Linked DNA regions of Homo sapiens: all the other regions are linked to region 1. The links are chromatin contacts, found by Hi-C in ENCODE. All regions are on one chromosome and are shown on one strand. The core of a region is the stretch at or near the end of the contact, and the rest is flanking DNA. Distances in the headings are between cores, read along the strand shown.

Region 1 (3,243 bases), core at 71-2,570:
AACCTAGACCTCATCTTTCCATTTCGTGACACAACTGCTTTCTTCTGAGCACAAAATGGAGCTGAGAGTCAAGACAATTACGCGATTACATTCAGATGACAAACTTTTTGGTCTTAGCATTTGATAGAAGAAAAAATATTTTATTAACATAAAACTTGCTGATGGGTATCCAAAGCCTCCACTTCATCACACACAGTGCAGACATGGCCTTTGAGTGCACACCAAGCTTAGTAACCTCCTTGCTCACTAAACTGTGGTGCTTCTCTTTTCACAAACATAAGCTGGGATCTTAGCAATTCCCCATCTGTCCACAGGTGAATATGTTATTTGAGAGAGGAGGCAGCTGCTACAACTCTTCATGGAAAACCAACATTGTAATTGCAAAAATAATTTGCAAATGATATTTCATGTGTTGCATTATTGCTTGTGATACTGATGGTTTATTAACCTACTTTCTTCTTATTTCTATGGGAAAACACAAAGACCTCATTTTTCCCTCAGATCACGTCAAAGTTAGGATGGATTTAAATGTACATTTATTTATTTATATACAGATATTCAGATAAGTTGGACAGCCACATCCCTACATTTTCTAAAATGACATAATGGGCATCAATAACAGGGTAAAATTGTGGCTCTGAGCCATCAGACAGAAACTGACGTTGCAGCCCAGCTGTGTGTACACAAACACTCAGGCTGATGAAGGAAGGCCACGGAATTCAAACCAGCACATCTTGCTGCTTTGCATTCAGCCTGCATCACCCGGGACAGAAAAACAGTGTGCTAATGAGAGAAAAAGTTGAACAACATAGAGTTCCTCTTTACAGGTTCCTAACATTATCTGGACAAACTGAGTGTTAGAGCTGGCCCGAGGGCTGATGGTGAGCAAGGGAACCGTCCAGGAGCAAATGAAACTGTCACGAAGGAAATGCCAGGCTCAGATAGACCCCACTCAGGAGGAAGGAAACCAGTGAGAAGGGAGGAAGGGGACCCCATCTCTGTTTCAGGACTTGGACTCATGGTTACTGTCCCTTGCTAAGAGCAATGTCCATTCTGTTCAGTCACGTGGGATGCAAACTCTAAACAAACCTTGATGAAGAGGAAAAGAGAATGCATTGGCTCAAGTACCTGAAAAGCCCAGGGCAGGGCTGGTTTCGGGCTTGGCTGGATTCAGAACCCAAGTGATTTCAGGAGTTCACTCCCTCCATGTTTTGCCTCTGATTCCTCTGCCTGGGATCCACCCAGAAGCACCTTCTGCAGTAAGATTGCTGGAGCTGTCCAGGTTCCCCATTCCATCCTCACAGCAACTCTAGCCAAAAGAGAGTTTCTCTTTTTCAGTGGTTTCCATTGAAACCATAGAACTGAGTCTCAGTAGCTCTGATTGGTCAGCTGTGGGCCACATGTTCATCCCTTAACCAATCACTATGGTCAGAGAGATATGGTATTCTCATTGGCCAGGCAGGGTCACATGCTCATCTCTGAAGCTGAGGTGGGGTCAGCCCCACATTGATCACTTGAACAGGGGAAGACTGAATCGTTATCAAAGAAGAGTTGAATTCTATCAAGGGGCCAGGAGTGTAGGACAGCAAACAAAAACAGGTAACCACCTCAGGTTAAAAAACTGCCTGAAGGGAGGGGTCACGGTTTACAGATGGCAAGGAAATCCTAGATACAATGCTAAATAGTGGCTTCATTAGTCATCATCCCACTTGTATCCATGCAGGCTAACAGATTCTGTCATGGATTAGGGCTCTGCTCTTACCAGCCATCATTCTGACCATGCCCACTGTTGAGGACTATGGCTCCCAAGTTGGTCTTGCCATGAGATTTTAAAAGCATGAAATTATCAAGGACAATTAGAATGAATTTGTCTTCATCATCAGCCAGTCAGAAGTTTTGAGAACTAATAATGCTTAAAATCTATAGTGATCGCCTTTAATTATTCTTTCAGCCTGTAAGTTTTCACGTTTTCTTGGCTGACTTTTAATAATGAAACCTGCTGACTTTTAATAGTGAAACCACTGTTCTGACTCATTATTTATATCAGGTGTGTTTCCAATGTGAACTTATAAAGTGGTAGACATTTCTTGGTTATTTTATGTTTTGTTAAAAGTATCAGGGATCATTATGTCTAAGTTTGTTAATTACGTTGATACTTCTCCCAAGGGTTCCATTACTCTCAATGTCAGACAACTGGGAGAAGTTGTTCTGAAAGTCATAGACAGCAGACAAGAGCCTTTTAACTGATGTATTCATTTCTTTAAGAGGCCATGAACTGGCAGTGTCTTCTCTCTGGAATCTCTGTTAGTCATTCCTACTGACTCATAGCAATTCGCTCTCTGAGCAGAAGTTCCCATGAGAGAAGACCCCACTAGATGGTGATGTCAACTGATGGAAGAATTTTGGATGATGTTTACAAAGCAAGGAGGTCTTGTGAGTCTCACCAGCAGGCCAGTGTCAAGTGGAAGAGGCCAGGCCTGGCTGTTGGCCATAGGCTTGGCTGGAATTGGCAAAGGTGCCATTTTAACTTCCACACCCTGCTCATGGCTACCCACTCTACTCCTAACCAAGCTATTTATACCACAAATGCCTGACTACAGATATGGGGACATAAGTGAATGAGAGAGAAAAAGAACGAGAATGGGAAGCATTTTCCCACTTGTGCCATTACAACTGGTCAGGTCCCCAAGCATTCACTTGTTGTCTTCTCTGAGTCTGACAGCCACTCTATGAGTTAGATAGGGCAGGTATTGCTGCCATTTTACAGATGAGGCTTGTCCAGGATCACACAGCCATCTTGGATCCACTACCCAGTAGAGCCTGTGGAATCCATCTCAAAGGGATTAAAAGGATTGAAAATCTGCCCTGCAGATACTGATCAGTCAAGACTTTCTGCATGTTCAGGACAGCTACTGTTCTTTCCTCTCACTATTTCAAATAGCTCAGTCTCAAACTCTAGGCTGATTTGAAGCCCTTGCCTCTTCTCTCTCCCAAAGAGTCAAAAGATATAGTAGCCAGGGAGCCCTTGAACATGCTCCTCCCAACAGCAGCCCGGAGTTCATGCAAGTGAAAGGCTTTGTGAAGACATCAGCCACCCTCTAGCAGATTATTTTATAAATCAGATAAGCCAATTTTTTTGTTTCAATGTCTTCACTTTTTTCTTCTCTTGTTTATTTGTCCAGTTAGTCACTCTCTCGGAGGTAAATTGCATTCCCTCCTGGGGCCACTAGTGTCCCAAAGGAA
Region 2 (3,428 bases), core at 600-3,099, 1.0 Mb after region 1:
TGTCCTAATTCCCAGAATTTGGGAATGTTATGCTAAAAGGGACTTTGCAGATGTGATTAAGAATCTTGAGATAATCTTCGCCCAAAGTAATCACAAAAGGTTCTCGTAAATGAAAAGGGGTGGCAGGAGAATCACGATGTACGTACAGAGGCAGAGAAGAAAGAAGATACTATGCTTCTTTTCTTGAAGATGGAGGATGGGGCCAAGAGCCAAGGAATGCAGGCAGCCTCTAGAAGCTGGAAAAGGCAAGGAACCAGCCCTGCCGACACCTTGATTTTAGCCCAGTGTAACTGATTTTGGACTTCTGACTTCCAGAATTGTAAGAAAATAAATTCGTGTTGTTTTAAGTATCTAAATTTGCAGTAATTTGTTACAGCATCAACAGGAAACTATCACAGCGGGCCAGGCATGGGTTAATGAATTGGATTATAATTAAATCCAGTTCTACACCTAGGTCCAATTAAAAACATAGACAAAACCTTTGAGTGGCTCCTCACTGCCTGGAAGAGAAAGCTCAAATTCCTCAGCATGAAATAGATTCTTGACAACACGGTTCTACAAGGTCCTCTCTAGCTTTAGTTCCCTTCCCCCCGCTCCCGCCCGCATCCCCAGCCCATACATTTTAGCCATGGGTCCTGGCGTCTGAGCCTTTTGTTGTTCCTACGGACTCTTATGGGGCTCAACTCCTTTGCCGTGTCTCTATGAAGTCTTTCAGGTTGAAATTTCCTCCCCTGAAAATGGACAACATAAGGGCTTGCTGCATGGTTGATTCTGCTTTCAAGATTAATGTTCAGTGGCACGCATACGCACCGCCACTTGCAGAGGTCGACATGCACTTAGTACATGTCGGCAGAAGCAACTCTTAAGCCATTACTAACCGGGGCAGTTAAGTTCTGGCAATGGGCTGAAAGATCTTTCTTCATCGCCACTCTTCACTAAGCTACAAGACCAAGTACTTTCTCCTGAAGGTACTTAGAGGAGGAAAAAAGCACACCAGGAACTGTTGTGGGGGGTGAGAAGACAAATTCTACAGGGATGCAGAGCTAGTATGAACATGGCTTCCCCTATCTTCATGCAAAACTGCGTTTCTAGCCCACATGACTGATGTCTGTAAACGCAACTTTATGTTTGTGCACGTCTCTGCCCAAGGATTTTTTTTTCTTTTAACTCCAAGAATACGGGGGGAGTTGGGCAAGTCATTATAATAGGGCTCCTCTTCTTACCCCACTATCCGATGAGACATTTGATAGGGAAACCTCTGAAACTTGTAAAGCAATTTACAAGCAGGCCACCTACTTGTATTTAACAAATAGGCTAGAAATACCTATTTGTGGGAAATCGAGTCCCCAAAACACCCCAACCCCTCCGGGTCCCCGCCAGCACAGCCTCTCTTCTGACTGTCGCGCGAAGCGGCGGTTGACTAACGCGAGCCAGCCGTTCTGATGAACACAGGAGGGCCGGACGGCCCTGCTGGCTCGGACACCACGCGGAGGGAGAGTGCTGCCTGAGCCACAGTTGAAGAAACCGCTCTCGGGCTGGACGAAGGCGGAGCAGCAGCTCAGACTGGGCCAACAGAAGAGCCTTACAATGCCTGGAGCAGTCCGAGGACAGCCCCCGGCGCGAGGAACTCTGGGACTTGTAGTTCGCTTTCCCAGACAGCGCTTTTCCCCACTTGGTCTCCCCGCCTTTCAATGTCGCTTTTATTCTTCCCTTTACCTCCCAGCCCGCCGACTTCCTGGTCGTCGCACGTCCTCACGTATGACTACACTACCCAGAAGTCTCCTCTTCACGTCCCAGCGCGGGTGGGCGCCGGCGGCTCCTCTTAACCACAGGTTCCAGAAGTCCTCTGCAGAAGTGCTTCCCTCTCTCATTTCCAGGACCACAATTCCCAGAGACTTCGGCTTCACGACGTTTCTCTTTTTGCCCGATCTCTCCCGGAGCTGGCTGGGCTTCGGCCGGCCAGAGGCCCACAGCGACGACGTGATCCGTCGTGAGCGGGTCCCAGGGTTTCCTCGGCGGCCCTTTTTTCTCTCCCCTCGGTCGTCCCCCTTGCAGGCTGTCGCGGCTGGCCTGAGCGGTGACCTGGCGGGTCGCGCCTGCGCTCTGCCCTGTTTCCTGCCTGGCTGGTGGCGGCGGCCATTTTGTTCATCCTCCTCCTCCTCCTGCTCCTCCTGGTTGGAGCGCAGTGTCCGGAGCGGGCTGGGGGGAGAGAGCCCGAGAGCAGGGTTCGGTGCCTTTTCCTCTGTCCCCAGCCGGTGCCCAGAGCCCCCCTCCCCTTCCTCCCCACCCCCTCCCCTCCCCAACCCTGCCCTCCCCCTTGTCCCGGGATCGCTCCGTCGCACCCACCATGATGGAAGACGACGGGCAGCCCCGGACTCTGTGAGTACCCGAGACGAGGGGTGCCAGGCGCCAAGAGGCCCGGGCACCGCGGGACGCTAAGGGAGGGAGCAGGAGAGACTGGGCCGAAGCCGGGACTCTAGGCGGCTCCCTGACCAGGGCGGCGTGGACGCGAAGTGCATTCCTCATCTGTCCCCTTTTCCTTGGGAAGGAAATCCTCCCTTCCCCCAAACAGTCACTTCCTGGGGTCTGGGGCTTGTCTCGACCTTTTTCTCTGGCGTCCTTCTTTGCATGCCCTCCCTAGGCCGGGTTTCTGCACGGCTGAGGCTGTCAGGCCCAGGAGAACTCCTGCACCCCCTCCGCGTTGGACGCCCTGGGCTGGGCCTGGAGCTGCCGGCGCCCACGGGGGAAGGGCCTGGCGGGGGTAGGATTGGGGGTGGGCCCGGGGGTGGGCCCCGCGGGCCCTGAGGAATTAGCACTCACCCCTTCCACGTCCTCAGCTCGAGTCGCTCCCAGCTCTTCTCCCCAGCTAAGCTCTCGGAGGAAGCAGGACACTCTTTCACCACTCAAGCCCCTTCTCTCTTTATGCCCCACGTGCCCCCGCCCACGCTGTCAGAAACACCCGCCTAGCGCCCGCTACTTTTGAAGTACATAAGGGATACCTTTTGCTGCCCGAGCATCTTTCCCTTCTTGGATAAAGAAGTTTACTTTGAGCGCTCCCTACGCTAAACTGACAACCAGTTGTTAAACTCCTTTTGCTCTCTAGGTGTTGCCTCTTCCTAATCTGTTTGTGCGTCGAAAGCTTCAGAGTTGGCTAAAATTATGTCTTCATCCGCTATTTGATGTGTGTCTTCTGAACGCTTTTTCTCCTGTCTTGCTGTTGCTTTTTACCTGAAGCTCAATCTAATGAATGAATTCCATCTTCCAACCACTTAATTCTGGTTTCCTTCCTTTCCAATGAAGAGTGATGACTCAGCATTTGCATTCCTTTCTGAATAGTGTGGCACTCCTTTTCTCTGCATCTTTTTTTTTTTTTTTAAGTCTGAATACTTTTTAATTAAATGTTTAAATTGGGCACCCTAATTTCCCGG
Region 3 (3,305 bases), core at 674-3,173, 1.1 Mb before region 1:
TGCCCTGCTGGATTTTGGACTTGCATGGGACCTGTAGCCCTTTTGTTTTGGCCAATTTCTCCCATTTGGAACGGCTATATTTACCTAATGCCTGTACCCCCATTGTATCTAGGAAGTAACTTAGTTTTGATTCTACAGGCTCATAGGCAGAAGGGACTTGCCTTGTCTCAGACGAGACTTTGGACTTGGACTTTGGGGTTAATTCTGAAATGAGTTGAGATGTTGGGGGACTGTTGGGAAGGCATAATTGGTTTGAAAATGTGAAGATACGAGATTTGGGAGAAGCCAGAGGCGGAATGATATGGTTTGGCTCTGTGTCCCCACCCAAATCTCATCTTGTAGCTCCCATAATTCCCATGTGTTTTGGGAGGGACCCAGTGGTGAGTTATGGGGGTGGGTCTTTCCCATGCTGGTCTTATGATAGTGAATGGGTCTCATGAGGTCTGGTGGTTTTAAAAATGGGAGTTGCCCTGCACAAGCTCTCTGCCTGCCACCATCCATGTAAGACATGACTTTGCTCCTCCTTGCCTTCTGACATGATTGTGAGACTTCCCCAGCCACATGGAACTGTGAGCCCAATTAAGCCTCTTTCTTTTGTAAATTGCCCAGTCTTTGGTATGTCTTTATCAGCAGTGTAAAAACGGACTAATACACAACATTTTTTATTTTTAAATTTCAAATTTACAGGAAAATGACAAGAATAATACAAAGAACATATGCATACCCTTCACTCAGACTCCCCAGTTATTAACGTGTTACCACATTTGCCTTATCACTTTTTCTGTTTTACTCTGTATTTTTTTCTAAACCATTTGAGAATAAGTTTCTGATATATTGCACCACTGTCCTTCAGTATCCCAGTGTGTATTAGCTGAAAACAAGGACACTTTTTTTTACATTACTAGACATGGCCATCAAAACCAGGAAAGTAACATTGAGATGTTACCATCTAATCCACACACCCTGTACAAGTGTTACAGATTTTCCCTGTAATGTCCTTTATAGCACAAAAATGCATACACACATACACAAGCCTATGTTACTTTTCTCTCTGTTTTTTTAGACCTAAGGTTCAAGTGAGGATCCTGTGTTACATTTATTGTTGTGTCTTTTTAGGCCCCTTTTGTCTAGAACAATACCATAGTATATCCTTGTCTTTTGTTACCTCGATATTTTTGAAGAGTCCAGTCACTTTGTAGTTTTTCATTTGTGTTCATCAAGTATTTCTTTGTAATTAGATTCAGGTCACATAGCTTTGGCAAGAACACCCTAGAAGTGATGCTGGGTTTGTATTGCATCATATCAGGAGGTATACAGTGTTAATTCATCTCTGTACTGTGACTTGAATTTTTATCACTTGGGGAAGTGGAATGTACCAGGTTTCTCCACTGTAAAGTTGATAAGTATTTTGTACATGTTAATAAGTAATTGGTAAATATTTTGTAGAAAGCTGTCCTGAGATGGTGTAAATATCCTATTGTGTCAGACTTATATCTACTGGTTTTTACATCCATTGACGATTCTTGCCTCAATCACTTATTACTGAGATGGCTGCCAAATGATGATTTTCTAATTCTATCACTACTTCTACTTTTATTAGTTGGCATTCTACAATAAGGAAAAGCAGTCCTCTTTCCCTGTTTGTTGTTTATATTGACTCACGGAATCTCATTCTAATCAATGTGTTATAAAATTGTTACTTTCATTATTTATTTTGAATGCTCAAATTGTCTCAGATTTGGCCAGTAGGAGCCTTTTCAGGGTGACTCATGTTTTCTTTTGACAAGTCCCCATCATTTTTTGAGCACTTCCTTTCTGGCACAAAATATTTCAGACTCATCTTATACTTTCTCTGACTCAGTTCTATAATTAGTCACGTCTCCAAGGAGCCCTAGTTATTTTTTGTGAAGAGTAATATTCAGAATACAAGATGTGAGTAATAAGTATGCTCATTGCTACCGGGGTTTCATTGCTTCTAAGCCCTCTCAGCAGACAGATCTAGGCAATATATGTGAGTTTATACACATACGTTTATATCTACCTGTGTATCTGTATGTCTATATCAGGGTATAAAAGTCATGGGTTTTCACCAGTATCTGGAATTTTAATCCAGCACAACAGTTTGTTCTAGTCTTCTCCTTTTCCATACTTGTAGCTCCATTCTCTGACTGAGAAATCTGGCCTCCCCATTTTCTCAGTATATTTATTTATATGCTCAGTTCCCTTGTATGTAACTAATTTCTTGACCACATGGGGCAGAATTGGCCCAGTCCTGCCAGCCTGAACTCACAAATGTCTCTTTGGCCCAGCCCCAGCACATAAACCAACTTCCCTCTCATCTTTGAGAAATCCTGTAATAGCATGTTTTAATTTACGTTTCTTTCATTATATTCTATGAGTTTTTAAGCCTCGCCTTTATTAGGATAAAGATAAACGGTGAAATAGGAAGTGTCTAAGATGAGTATTTAGGGGTCAAAACATAGAATAGAAATTTGAGAGTCCTTATTCATCATCATAAGAGATTTTATTAGCATTTTACTTGGCCAGTATTTACAGATCCTACCAGCAGTATATGTGCTGAGGTGATAAAGTTGATGTGATTTTTTTGTATGCAATTGCCTGATTTTTGCATTCTTTCTGCTTTTCTCTGGTGACCTTTTACTGGACTTTGATACCAAATGACCATAATATCAAAATTAACCTGGAGTTCTTTCTGGCTAGAATCATCTTGATAAATTATATAATTTATATTTTGTTATGTGACTTTTGGGAGCCAATGTTGTTTTTAATCAACATATCATGAGTTTAACTAAATTGCATAGATTTTTTTCCTTTGAAATATTATATTTTAGCCATGCCAGTTCAGCAAGAAAATGAAATAAAAGGCATTCAGATTGGAAAGGAAGAAGAAACACTGTCTCTATTCTCAGATGACATGACCTTGTACATAGAAAATCCTAAAGAATGTAAAGAACTATCAAATAAAATGAGTTCAGCATACACAGAAATCAATTTTATCCTACACACTTAAACAGTGAGCAATTTAAAAATGAAATTATCAACAGTTGCGTTTACAACAGCATTAAAATAGAATTGTTAGGAATAAATTTAACAGAGCAATGCAAAAATTATATTCTGGAAAATACAAAACATTGTTCAAAGAAATTACAGAAGACCTAAATAAGTGAAGAAAACATCCCATGTCCATGGATCAGGAGACTTAATATTGTTAAGATGGTAGTACTCCTCAAATTCATTTACAGATTCAGAGCAGTGATCTATTAAAATCCCAGCTGGCTTCCCTG

The links. A loop is a pair of places that touch in the nucleus more often than their neighbours do. Pooled maps may share reads with other maps.
Region 2: a loop to region 1 is called in a pooled map, with 9 times the contacts of the local background. The contact joins the promoter of TIAL1 here to the promoter of LINC02930 in region 1. A Hi-C loop is called at or near these places in 3 of 37 single-sample maps with no recorded cell type and 1 of 50 pooled maps.
Region 3: a map with no recorded cell type shows a loop between it and region 1 (10-fold over the local background). The contact joins the enhancer-like site here to the promoter of LINC02930 in region 1. A Hi-C loop is called at or near these places in 3 of 37 single-sample maps with no recorded cell type and 2 of 50 pooled maps.

Annotation. Positions count from the first base shown.
Region 1 is chr10:120,606,659-120,609,901 of GRCh38, reverse strand. LINC02930 (long intergenic non-protein coding RNA 2930) reads right to left here and starts at 1,320. Exons shown (of 5, transcript XR_002957103.2): 1 at 1,129-1,320.
Region 2 is chr10:119,595,385-119,598,812 of GRCh38, reverse strand. It overlaps TIAL1 (TIA1 cytotoxic granule associated RNA binding protein like 1), which reads left to right and starts at 1,849. Exons shown (of 12, transcript NM_003252.4): 1 at 1,849-2,379. The coding sequence starts at 2,348. LOC105378512 (a long non-coding RNA gene) reads right to left here and starts at 3,249. Exons shown (of 2, transcript XR_946358.3): 1 at 2,821-3,249; 2 at 1-2,199. RefSeq lists enhancers at 637-726, 622-1,619, 1,617-2,206, 1,620-2,618 and silencers at 2,217-2,326, 2,737-2,836.
Region 3 is chr10:121,752,874-121,756,178 of GRCh38, reverse strand. The region is part of intron 11 of ATE1 (arginyltransferase 1); the gene reads left to right. Among named protein-coding and RNA genes, the nearest start is that of FGFR2, 160 kb to the right of the region's middle. RefSeq lists an enhancer at 1,869-1,928. Within about 2 kb of position 1,923, at least 4 of the 41 ENCODE cell types and tissues checked have a DNase peak (open chromatin) inside an H3K27ac peak, as active enhancers do.